2 separate regions of the Homo sapiens genome follow, and region 1 is linked to region 2. A link is a loop called in an ENCODE intact Hi-C map of the cell type or tissue named here. Cell type or tissue: IMR-90. All regions are shown on one strand. Links, peaks and the distances in the headings refer to the core of each region. The heading gives the core; the rest is flanking DNA.

Region 1 (5,377 bases), core at 54-5,053, 72 kb after region 2:
ACCTGGGCATGAACACTTTGTCTCTCTCTAAAAGGAAAAGTTGGTTTCCAGGTGAAATGCGAGGCAGTCATAGGTGAAATGGAGCCACAAAGGTCTCGAACTGGGGTTCTCACATACGAGTTTCTGACCTCTCTATCTTTATCCTCAGGACACATGGCATTGCTAAGACTTTACAGGGGGCTCAATAAAGGTCACACAAATTTAATTCTATTCCACACTCTTGTCGCATCTGCAAAGAAATTTCATTATCTAGACTGCATGACATCCATAAATCAATTAGGCCCTTTGGTTTTGTAAACATAATGTGCGTTTTGATCCTTTGGAGAGAGCTGTTTCAATTCAGCAATAGGTTTCAGCATCTATGCAATGTCCAGCAAAGTGCAAATGCTCAGCCCAACACAAAACAATGAGACAGGGTCCCTGGCTTTGGGAGCATCATGGGTCTGGAGGGAGAGACAGACATGTGTGTGGGGACAACACAGTCAGGCTGTGCCAGTGCGATCGTGGCACCACAAGGTCCTCAGAGCTCGGGAGAGGCCGCAGTGACTCCCAGCCCGTATTTTCTGGGTTGTGTGACTGACAGCACTCAATGCTTTCTCAGAACATCCCTTTTAAAATTATTTTCAATGTCAGCAGTGTTTTCTCATGACCTCCTGAGGATTTAATTAATCTTTGGGAACAGTATCATTCAGAAAGAGAAAGGCAGCGGATTAAAGCTGGTAAATGATACTCTTGCTCAAAATCCTAGTGTGACTCTTAACTGATGCCAAAGTCTGTTCTGAAAGAAGCATTCCATGAGTGCCTTGGGCAGTCTGGGCCCTGCTGGAGGGAGACTCATCTCTACTGCGCTTGCTCTGCTCTGTGCATTGCACATGGGTGTATGCACACACACACGTGCACACACACAGACACACACACACCCCCCCAAACTAGGAAAAAATCCCAGGCTTCTGCTCCATAGTAGTAACTATGTTCTTACATTCTCTATATATGTATATATATACACACACATATATATATAGAAAATAAAATATATACACTTGTGTATATTTTAATTATAACTTAATTATAAATTTAATTAGATTATAATTAAATTAAAATGTATATATGGAATATAAGAACATAGTTACACTAATGTTACATAGAACGTTAATTAAAATTTAACAAAAATATACACACATACATATATATGTATATTTAATAAAGTAGAATATAGTATATGTATATTTACTAAAGTAGAATATAGGTATCATTGTCCAGGTGGTAGATTGCTTCATGTCTGCCCCAAGGCACCCTGGAAAATCTTTTGCAACTTCCCGGTTTCTAACCTCAGAGCTTAGTTTTCTGTCTGCAAATCTGTTTCTCTTAACCTGTTATGATGCTTTCACCCAAAGATTCAATGTGCATCCATGGGCTTACGTTTCCATGTAGCAGACATTCATTGGGATCTCGGCTCATGGCCCCAGGTTGGACCATGGGGCAGCAGTTGCTTGTGTGGAGGTTACAGCGGTGACTGGCACCTGGGGAATAAAAGGCTGTCTGCTTTTTACCCTCTAGATGGTTGCCACCCTGGGGACCACAACATGCTGCTCCTTTGACAATCTCTTAGAAGTCGGTCCTATCTGTAAGTATCCGATTCCATTTTCTTTTTGGAAAATGTTCTCTGTACACGGGGAATTTAGCAAACCTTCCTCGTTGATCTCTTTCTTGTCGTTAACTTCATATTGTGATGGTTTGCCCAGCTCTTCTCGTATTTGCAATAACACAAACCTCATTAGCTTGAACTCCACAAACTCAGAATTTGGGCTAATTGGAAAAGAACTGAGCTTAGTTCTACCAACACACTATTTGTAAGAAAAAAAATCCGAGCAATATAGAAGTTATGTAAAATTGCAGGTTATGTTGGCCCTGTTGAGGAGAATAAACTCTTCAAAATCTTAGAGTAACCACCTTCATATGTGGGTCGTGCATACACCTGATATGAGAATTGTCCACACTTGAATTTAATTCTTTGGTATATCCCTTTTTCACCTTTTTTTGGAATTACTGAATGCAGTTAAGAAAATTGCTGAAGGTAGTTTAGCAAATCAACACAATGAAACTGGATTTCGCCAAGGAATAATCTGTGCTTCAGATGTTTTCCTGGTCACTCTCACCTCCTCCCTTCCTCATTCAGAGATCCTAGGTTTTCTCATTGAGACTAGGATGCTGTGTTTTCAAAAGGTGAATGTGAATGAGCAGCTCTGTTTCTAGAGTTTCACCTTTGACATGTAGCTCTGGGAACTCAGCAGGTCTTGAAGCTGCTTCTGTGGACAGAAGAACCCTCGTAGGGCAGGGACACTGGCTCAGGGGGCTCCCCCTTTCTCTGTCCCTCTAGGATGGGAATGTTCTGACCGCTCGGCTGTGAGTGGAGCTGCCCAAGTGGGGCCTTCAGATCACATACCTGTGGCCTGTGCCAGATCCCACAACAGCTACCAGGGAATTGGCTTCCTCCTTAGTCTGCACAAGCCAAGCACAGTTCTCACCTCTCCTAACCCAAGAGTCACCCATAGTCCATACTCAGAGGAGTGGACCCTCCTCTCCTGGGCGTTGGCCTCCCTTCTTGGGGTCAGCAGCTGGGGAAGGCCGGTGCTGAAGGTGCAGGTGCCTTTGTGTGAGCTAGACATGAAATTGGTGACAAGGAAGCTAGGGTGCAGCCCAGGATCCACCCCTGAATCTTACATTCTGAGCTTCATTTATGCTGTCTGTAAAGTGAAGAGAAAAACCCCACTTGTGCTCATAAAATAACAAGATTTCCCCACACGATTATTCAGAGGATAAATTAATGCAGGGAAAATGCACCATCCCAAAGGTAGAGTGCATTGCTGCACAGCAAGGAATGCAGTGCTGGGAACTACTGGGAGGTGGGTGGCATAGACTTACCCGCTCTCACAGGGTTTATGCTCCACCGTTTATGCTCTGTGGCACACAGCTGTAAGAACAACTGGCGGGAAGTGGTCGTGCACAGCCCCGGGCTGGGGAGAAGGGATAGAACTGGCTGACTCAGGACTGCAGCCACAGCATTGGCCTCATCAGCTGCAAACCTTCATCAGCTCAGCCAAGCAACTTGGAGTCCTCTGACTCAGATGTCAGGCTAAGAACTGAATGTCCTGGCCAGTAGCTGGCTGATGTAATTCCCTAGGGCTATCGGATTTAAAGGGCCGAGGTCTTCTGCTGGATAGAGCCCACATGGCCTGCTGTCCCCTGGGCCAAGTGTGGGCTGCCCGCTGGACCATGGAGATGACAGCCAGCGTGTGTCACCTGCCAGTCACAGTCCCCTGGATGGATCCAGCTCAGGCCTTCCTGCTATCTGGGGCCCCCTCTTCTTTGTAGAGGCTGGAGGCTGTGCACAGAGCTTGATTTATGATTTGTTTGGTTTGAAACACTGAGGTTGCTTTTGGGGTTGTGCAGAAGGAGCTGACATGGGTGAATGCCAAAACCCTTTCATCCATTGGCAGAATGCATAGGGGAGGTCAGTTTTGACAATTCCTTTTTTTTTCTTTATTTTTGAGATGGAGTCTTGCTCTGTGGCCCAGGCTGGAGTGGCACAATCTCAGCTCACTGCAACATCTGCCTCCTGGGTTCAAGTGATTCTCCTGCCTCAGCTTTCTGAGTAGCTGGGATCACAGGCACATGCCATCATGCCTGGCTAATTTTTGTATTTTTATTAGAGATGGGGTTTCACCATATTGGCCAGGCTGGTCTCAGACTCCTGACCTCAGATGATATGCCCGCCTCAGCCTCCCAGTGTGATGGAATTACAGGCGTAACCCACTGTGTCCGGCCAACATTTCCATTTTTATTGATGGTGTTATATTACTAACTGTTGGTGGTACCTTAACAATTAAGTCAGCACCCTTTTACCTACTTTCCCTCTCCTGCTACCATTTTCCTATCACCAGATATTTAGCATTCTCCAACTCCAAGCGGGACTGTTCTGAGATCCTGAGCTGACCTTATTCTATATATGATTAGAATAATCTAACATAATTCAGATAAGTTATTCACCCACCATCATTTGACAAAGAAAACAAATCAGAAGATGGTTTTCTTCCAATTGCTGCCTTAGGAAAGACATTTTCTTTTTATTGCATTTGAAATGATTTGCCAGTGAGGGTATTCAGATTGGTCTGCTTGGATGGATCAGTTGTCTGGCAGGTTTTACTGAGAAGATGGAATACAAAAAGTGGATAGTTGAAGTCAGTTAGGTTGCCGATGGGGAAGTGGGGAAACTGAGGACGAGGGTATGGGCTGAGTTGGGGAGGCCATCTCAAGGTGTGAGGAAGGGAATAGCACAGGGCAGGCAGCCAAAGCTGCATCCTGAGGTGCCAGCATAACTGAGAGAGGACGTGCAGCTGGAGGGGCAGCCAGGCCTGCCGCAAGTTCCTGGGAAGTCTCAGAAGGAAAGAGTCACTGACAGCAGGAAGCTGGAGGGGTGTGAGCCTGTCCCATCCCTCCCCACTGAGGCAGCCTTGCCTCAGGGCTAGGTGTGCCCCTGGTGCATGCAACTTCTCAAGCTCTGGCCGAGGGTCTCTGTGTCTGCCTGGTTCCTAGATGGGCCGTGCTATGCAGTGTGTGCTGTTAGTGGATCACATATGAGATGCAGAATGCAGAATGCAGAGGCATGCCCACAGCTCCATGCATCCCCATGGAAACCAGAGAAGCCCTTCAGAGTCCACTTCCTTTAGGGGTCTGTAAGTTCCCTTCTGCAGGAGTTGTAGGCCAACTGCAAGCTTAGAGAGAACACAGTCCTCCACAAAGCTGATAAAAGACATAAGGCGTTTCAAAGCTTTGACTCAGTTTAATCATCAGGATGAAAGCCCTCAGTTGGATTAAGGTCAAGTGTGTCCTGCGGACACGGATATCCACCCCAGGGCATGGGAGGCCAAAGGTCACAGAGCAGTGTGGACCTGAACCGAGGCTTAGGGGCTCATCACTTCCCCCAGAATCAGTCTCACCTGGTGCTTGCATAACCCCAGATGGATGCAGCAGTGAGCCAGGAAGAGCACAAGGCCTTAGGATTTGCAGAGTTTCTCCCTGAGGAGTCACTCAGTAATCATGGGATGTCCATGCCTGTAGCTCAGATCAGCGGTAAGGTTGAGAAAAACCTCAGATCACATCATAAGATAGGTGTAAATTTGAAGCTTGCTGTAGTCTGAACGTTTGTGTCCCCCGCAAAGCCCATTTGCTGAAATTCTAACCTAAGGTGATGGTATTGGAGGTGGGGCCTTCCAGTGGTAATGAGGTCAGCACAGTGGAGCCCTCCTGATTGGAACTGTGACTAATTAGTGCCCCTGAGAGTCTCACGCCTCATTGCACAATGAGCACCATGGATGGT
Region 2 (5,377 bases), core at 275-5,274:
TCGTCAGGTGGGGGAGGAGTAGACGAAGGAAGAGGCTGATCAGATAACGAAGGCCGTGCAGGAGAGGAGGGTTGAGGAAGAGGTGGAGGGTCAACAGATTCAGAAAATTGTGGTAACTGTAGGGGGTCACGGGATTGGTATGTCATTAATATGGCACGTACCAAGGCCCAATCACCAAAAACAGGGACGGGAACATAATTCCCTGCCGAGACCATTTCCTGGAATGTTGAACCAACATGATCCCATAGTTCTACATCTAAGGTTCCTTTTTCAGGAAACCAAGGACTGTATTCTTCCACTGCCCTGAATAGAGTGACCATATTTTCCATGGGCACTCAAACTCTTTTCATTTGTTTTAATCGGAGTTTAATATAAAAGAGATAAGTATAATTTTTAGACTCCATGTGACCCATAGTTAACCCGGACCATACACAGACTACTCACCAGTTGTTAGGGAGTCAAACATGCATTTCTGTGGACTGAACCGATGACATTTCTCTGCACCTACCAAAGGGAATTGTGTTCCCATATGCACTTAGGAAAAAAAAAAACCCACGTGGGTGCCAGATATCAGGGGAACCAGTCCCAAATATTTCAACGTAGGTTCTTTTCTATTTTCCCTAAGTGTCGGCCACTCTGAGAAATAAAGGGAAAGAGTACAAAAGAGAGGGATGGAGCCAAGATGGCTGAATAGGAACAGCTCCAGTCTACAGCTCCCAGCATGAGCGACGCAGAAGACGGGTGATTTCTGCATTTCCAACTGAGGTACCAGGTTCATCTCACTGGGGAGTGTCAGAAAGTGGGTGCAGGACAGTGGGTGCAGTGCACTGAGTGTGAGCTGAAGCAGGGCGAGGCATTGCCTCACCCAGAAAGCACAAGGGATCAGGGAATTCCCTTTCCTAGTGAAAGAAAGGGGTGACAGACAGCACCTGGAAAATCAGGTCACTCCCACCCTAATACTGCACTTTTCCAACAGTCTTAGCAAATGGCACACCAGGAGATTATATCCCGCACCTGGCTCGGAGGGTCCTACGCCCACAGAGCCTTGCTCACTGCTAGCACAGCAGTCTGAGATCAAACTGCAAGGCGGTAGTGAGGATGGGGGAGGGGCGCCCACCGTTGCTGAGGCTAGAGTAGGTAAACAAAGCAGCCAGGAAGCTTGAACTGGGTGGAGCCCACCACAGCTCAAGGAGGCCTGCCTGCCTCTGTAGACTCCACCTCTGGGGGCAGGGCATTGCCAAACAAAAGGCAGCAGAATCCTCTGCAGACTTAAATGTCCCTGTCTGACAGCTTTGAAGAGAGTAGTGGTTCTCCCAGCACGCAGCTGGAGATCTGAGAACAGACAGACTGCCTTCTCAAGTGGGTCCCTGACCCCCGAGAAGCCTAACTGGGAGGCACCCCCCAGTAGGGGCAGACTGACACCTCACACGGCCAGGTACTCCTCTGAGACAAAACTTCCAGAGGAATGATCAGGCAGCAACATTTGCTGTTCACCAATATCCGCTGTTCTGCAGCCTCCACTGCTGATACCCAGGCAAACAGGGTCTGGAGTGGACCTCCAGCAAACTCCAACAGACCTGCAGCTGAGGGTCCTGACTGTTAGAAGGAAAACTAACAAACAGAAAGGACATCCACACCAAAACCCCATCTGTATGTCACCATCATCAAAGACCAAAGGTAGATAAAACCACAAAGATGGGGAAAAAACAGAGCAGAAAAACTGGAAACTCTAAAAATCAGAGTGCCTCTCCTCCTCCAAAGGAACGCAGCTCCTCACCAGCAATGGAACAAAGCTGGACGGAGAATGACTTTGACGAGTTGAGAGAAGAAGGCTTCAGACGATCAAACTACTCCAAGCTAAAGGAGGAAGTTCGAACCCATGGAAAAGAAGTTAAAAACCTTGAAGAAAAATTAGACAAATGGCTAACTAGAATAACCAATGCAGAGAAGTCCTTAAAGGACCTGATGGAGCTGAAAACCATGGCACGAGAACTACATGATGAATGCACAAGCCTAAGTAGCCAATTTGATCAACCGGAAGAAAGGGTATCAGTGATGGAAGATCAAATGAATGAAATGAAATGAGAAGGGAAGTTTAGAGTTAAAAGAATAAAAAGAAACAAACAAAGCCTCCAAGAAATATGGGACTATGTGAAAAGACCAAATCTACGTCTGATTGGTGTACCTGAAAGTGACAGGGAGAATGGAACCAAGTTGGAAAACACTCTGCAGGATATTATCCAGGAGAACTTCCCCACTCTAGCAAGGCAGGCCAACATTCAAATTCAGGAAATACAGGGAAAACCACAAAGATACTCCTCGAGAAGAGCAACTCCAAGACACATAATTGTCAGATTCACCAAAGTTGAAACGAAGGAAAAAATGTTAAGGGCAGCCAGAGAGAAAAGTCGGGTTACCCACAAAGGGAAGCCCATCAGACTAACAGCTGATCTCTCGGCAGGAACTCTACAAGCCAGAAGAAAGTGGGGGCCAATATTCAACATCCTTAAAGAAAAGAATTTTCAACCCAGAATTTCATATCCAGCCAAACTGCACTTTGTAAGTGAAGGGGAAATAAAATCCTTTACAGACAAGCAAATACTGAGAGATTTTGTCACCACCAGGCCTGCCCTACAAGAGCTGCTGAAGGAAGCACTAAACATGGAAAGGAATAACCAATACCAGCCACTGCAAAAACATGCCAAATTGTAAAGACCATCGAGGCTAGGAAGAAACTGCATCAGCTAATGAGCAAAATAACCAGCTAATATCATAGTGACAGGATCAAATTCACACATAATAATATTAACCTTAAATGTAAATGGGCTAAATGCTCCAATTAAAAGACACAGACTGGCAAATTGGATAAAGAGTCAAGACCCATCAGTGTGCTATATTCAGGAAACCCATCTCACGTCCAGAGACACACATAGGCTCAAAATAAAGGGATGGAGGAAGATCTAACAAGCAAATGGAAAACAAAAAAAGGCAGGGGTTGCAATCCTAGTCTCAGATAAAACAGACTTTAAACCAACAAAGATCAAAAGAGACAAAGAAGGCCATTACATAATGGTAAAGGGATCAATTCAACAAGAAGAGCTAAGTATCCTAAACATATATGCACCCAATACAGGAGCACCCAGATTCATAAAGCAAGTCCTTAGAGACCTACAAAGAGACTTAGACTCCCACACAATAATAATGGGAGAATTTAACACCCCACTGTCAACATTAGACAGATCAACGAGACAGAAAGTTAACAAGGATATCCAGGAATTGAACTCAGCTCTGCACCAAGTGGAACTAATAGACATCTACAGAACTCTTCATCCCAAATCAACAGAATATACATTCTTCTCAGCACCACAGTGCACTTATTCCAAAATTGACCACATAGTTGGAAGTAAAGCACTCCTCAGCAAACGTAAAAGAACAGAAATTATAACAAACTGTCTCTCGGACCACAGTGCAATCAAACTAGAACTCAGGATTAAGAAACTCACTCAAAACTGCTCAATTACATGGAAACTGAACAACCTGCTCCTGAATGACTACTGGGTACATAACGAAATGAAGGCAGAAATAAAGATGTTCTTTGAAAGCAACGAGAACAAAGACACAGCATACCAGAATCTCTGGAACACATTCAAAGCAGTGTGTAGAGGGAAATTAATAGCACTAAATGCCCACAAGAGAAAGCAGGAAAGATTTAAAATTGACACCCTAACATCACAATTAAAAGAACTAGAGAAGCAAGAGCAAACACATTCAAAAGCTAGCAGAAGGCAAGAAATAACTAAGATCAGAGCAGAACTGAAGGAAATAGAGACACAAAAAACCCTTCAAAAAATCAGTGAATCCAGGAGCTGGTTTTTTGAAAAGATCAACAAACTTGATAGACTGCTAGCAAGACTAATAAAGGAGAAAAGAGAGAAGAATCAAATAGATGCAATAAAAAATGATAAAGGGGTATCACCACCGATCCCACAGAAATACAAACTACCATCAGAGAATACTATAAACACCTCTATGCAAATAAACTAGAAAATCTAGAAGAAATGGATAAATTCCTCGGCACATACACCCTCCCAAGACTAAATCAGGAAGAAGTTGAATCTCTGAGTAGACCAATAACAGGCTCTGATATTGAGGCAATAATTAATAGCTTACCAACCAAAAAAAGTCCAGGACCAGATGGATTCACAGCCAAATTCTACCAGAGGTAAAAGGAGGAGCTGGTACCATTCCTTCTGAAACTATTCCCATCAATAGAAAAAGAGGGAATCCTCCCTAACTCATTTTATGAGGCCAGCATCATCCTGATACCAAAGCCTGGCAGAGACACAACAAAAAAAGAGAATTTCAGACCAATATCCCTGATGAACATAGATGCAAAAATCCTCAATAAAATACTGGCAAACTGAATCCAGCAGCACATCAAAAAGCTTATCCACCATGATCAAGTGGGCTTCATCCCTGGGATGCAAGGCTGGTTCAACATATGGAAATCAATAAGCATAATCCAGCATATAAACAGAACCAATGACAAAAACCATATGATTATCTCAATAGATGCAGAAAAGGCCTTTGACAAAATTCAACAACGCTTTATGCTAAAAACTCTCAATAAATTAGGTATTGATGGGATGTATCTCAAAACAATAAGAGCTATCTATGACAAACCCACAGCCAATATCATACTGAATGGGCAAAAACTGGAAGCATTCCCTTTGAAAACTGGCACAAGACAGGGATGCCCTCTCTCACCACTCCTATTCAACATAATGTTGGAAGTTCTGGCCAGGGCAATCAGGCAGGAGAAGGAAATAAAGGGTATTCAATTAGGAAAAGAGGAAGTCAAATTGTCCCTGTTTGCAGATGACATGATTGTATATCTAGAAAACCCCATCGTCTCAGCCCAAAATCTTCTTAAGCTGATAGGCAATTTCAGCAAAATCTCAGGATACAAAATCAATGTGCAAAAATCACAAGCATTCTTATACACCAATAGCAGACAGAGAGCCAAATCATGAGTGAACTCCCATTCACAATTGCTTCAAAGACAATAAAATACCTAGGAATCCAACTTATAAGGGATGTGAAGGACCTCTTCAAGGAGAACTACAAACCACTGCTCAATGAAATAAAAGAGGATACAAAGAAATGGAAGAACATTCCATGCTCATGGGTAGGAAGAATCAATATCGTGAAAATGGCCATACTGCCCAAGGTAATTTATAGATTCAGTGCCAACCCCATCAAGCTACCAATGACTTTCTTCACAGAATTGGAAAAAACTACTTTAAAGTTCATATGGAACCAAAAAAGAGCCCGCATTGCCAAGTCAATCCTAAGCCAAAAGAACAAAGCTGGAGGC

The links. Peaks named below come from ENCODE experiments on the same cell type or tissue, not always from the same donor. Only the 100,000 strongest peaks of a DNase experiment are listed, where the experiment ranks them.
Region 1: a loop joins it to region 2, with 1.9 times the contacts of the local background. A loop is called at or near these places in 2 of 110 quality-filtered maps.

What each region holds. Positions count from the first base shown.
Region 1 is chr7:50,500,240-50,505,616 of GRCh38, reverse strand. It overlaps DDC (dopa decarboxylase), which reads left to right. Exons shown (of 15, transcript NM_001082971.2): 7 at 1,558-1,624. Among named protein-coding and RNA genes, the nearest start is that of DDC-AS1, 29 kb to the left of the region's middle. RefSeq lists enhancers at 2,735-3,234, 2,972-3,266, 3,235-3,736. In IMR-90, for the core only: no CTCF peak of the experiment used is centred there; a DNase peak (open chromatin) is centred at 3,106; H3K27ac peaks cover 181 bases; H3K27me3 peaks cover 234 bases.
Region 2 is chr7:50,572,273-50,577,649 of GRCh38, reverse strand. No RefSeq gene overlaps it. Among named protein-coding and RNA genes, the nearest start is that of DDC, 9.6 kb to the right of the region's middle. In IMR-90, for the core only: no CTCF peak of the experiment used is centred there; no DNase peak of the experiment used is centred there.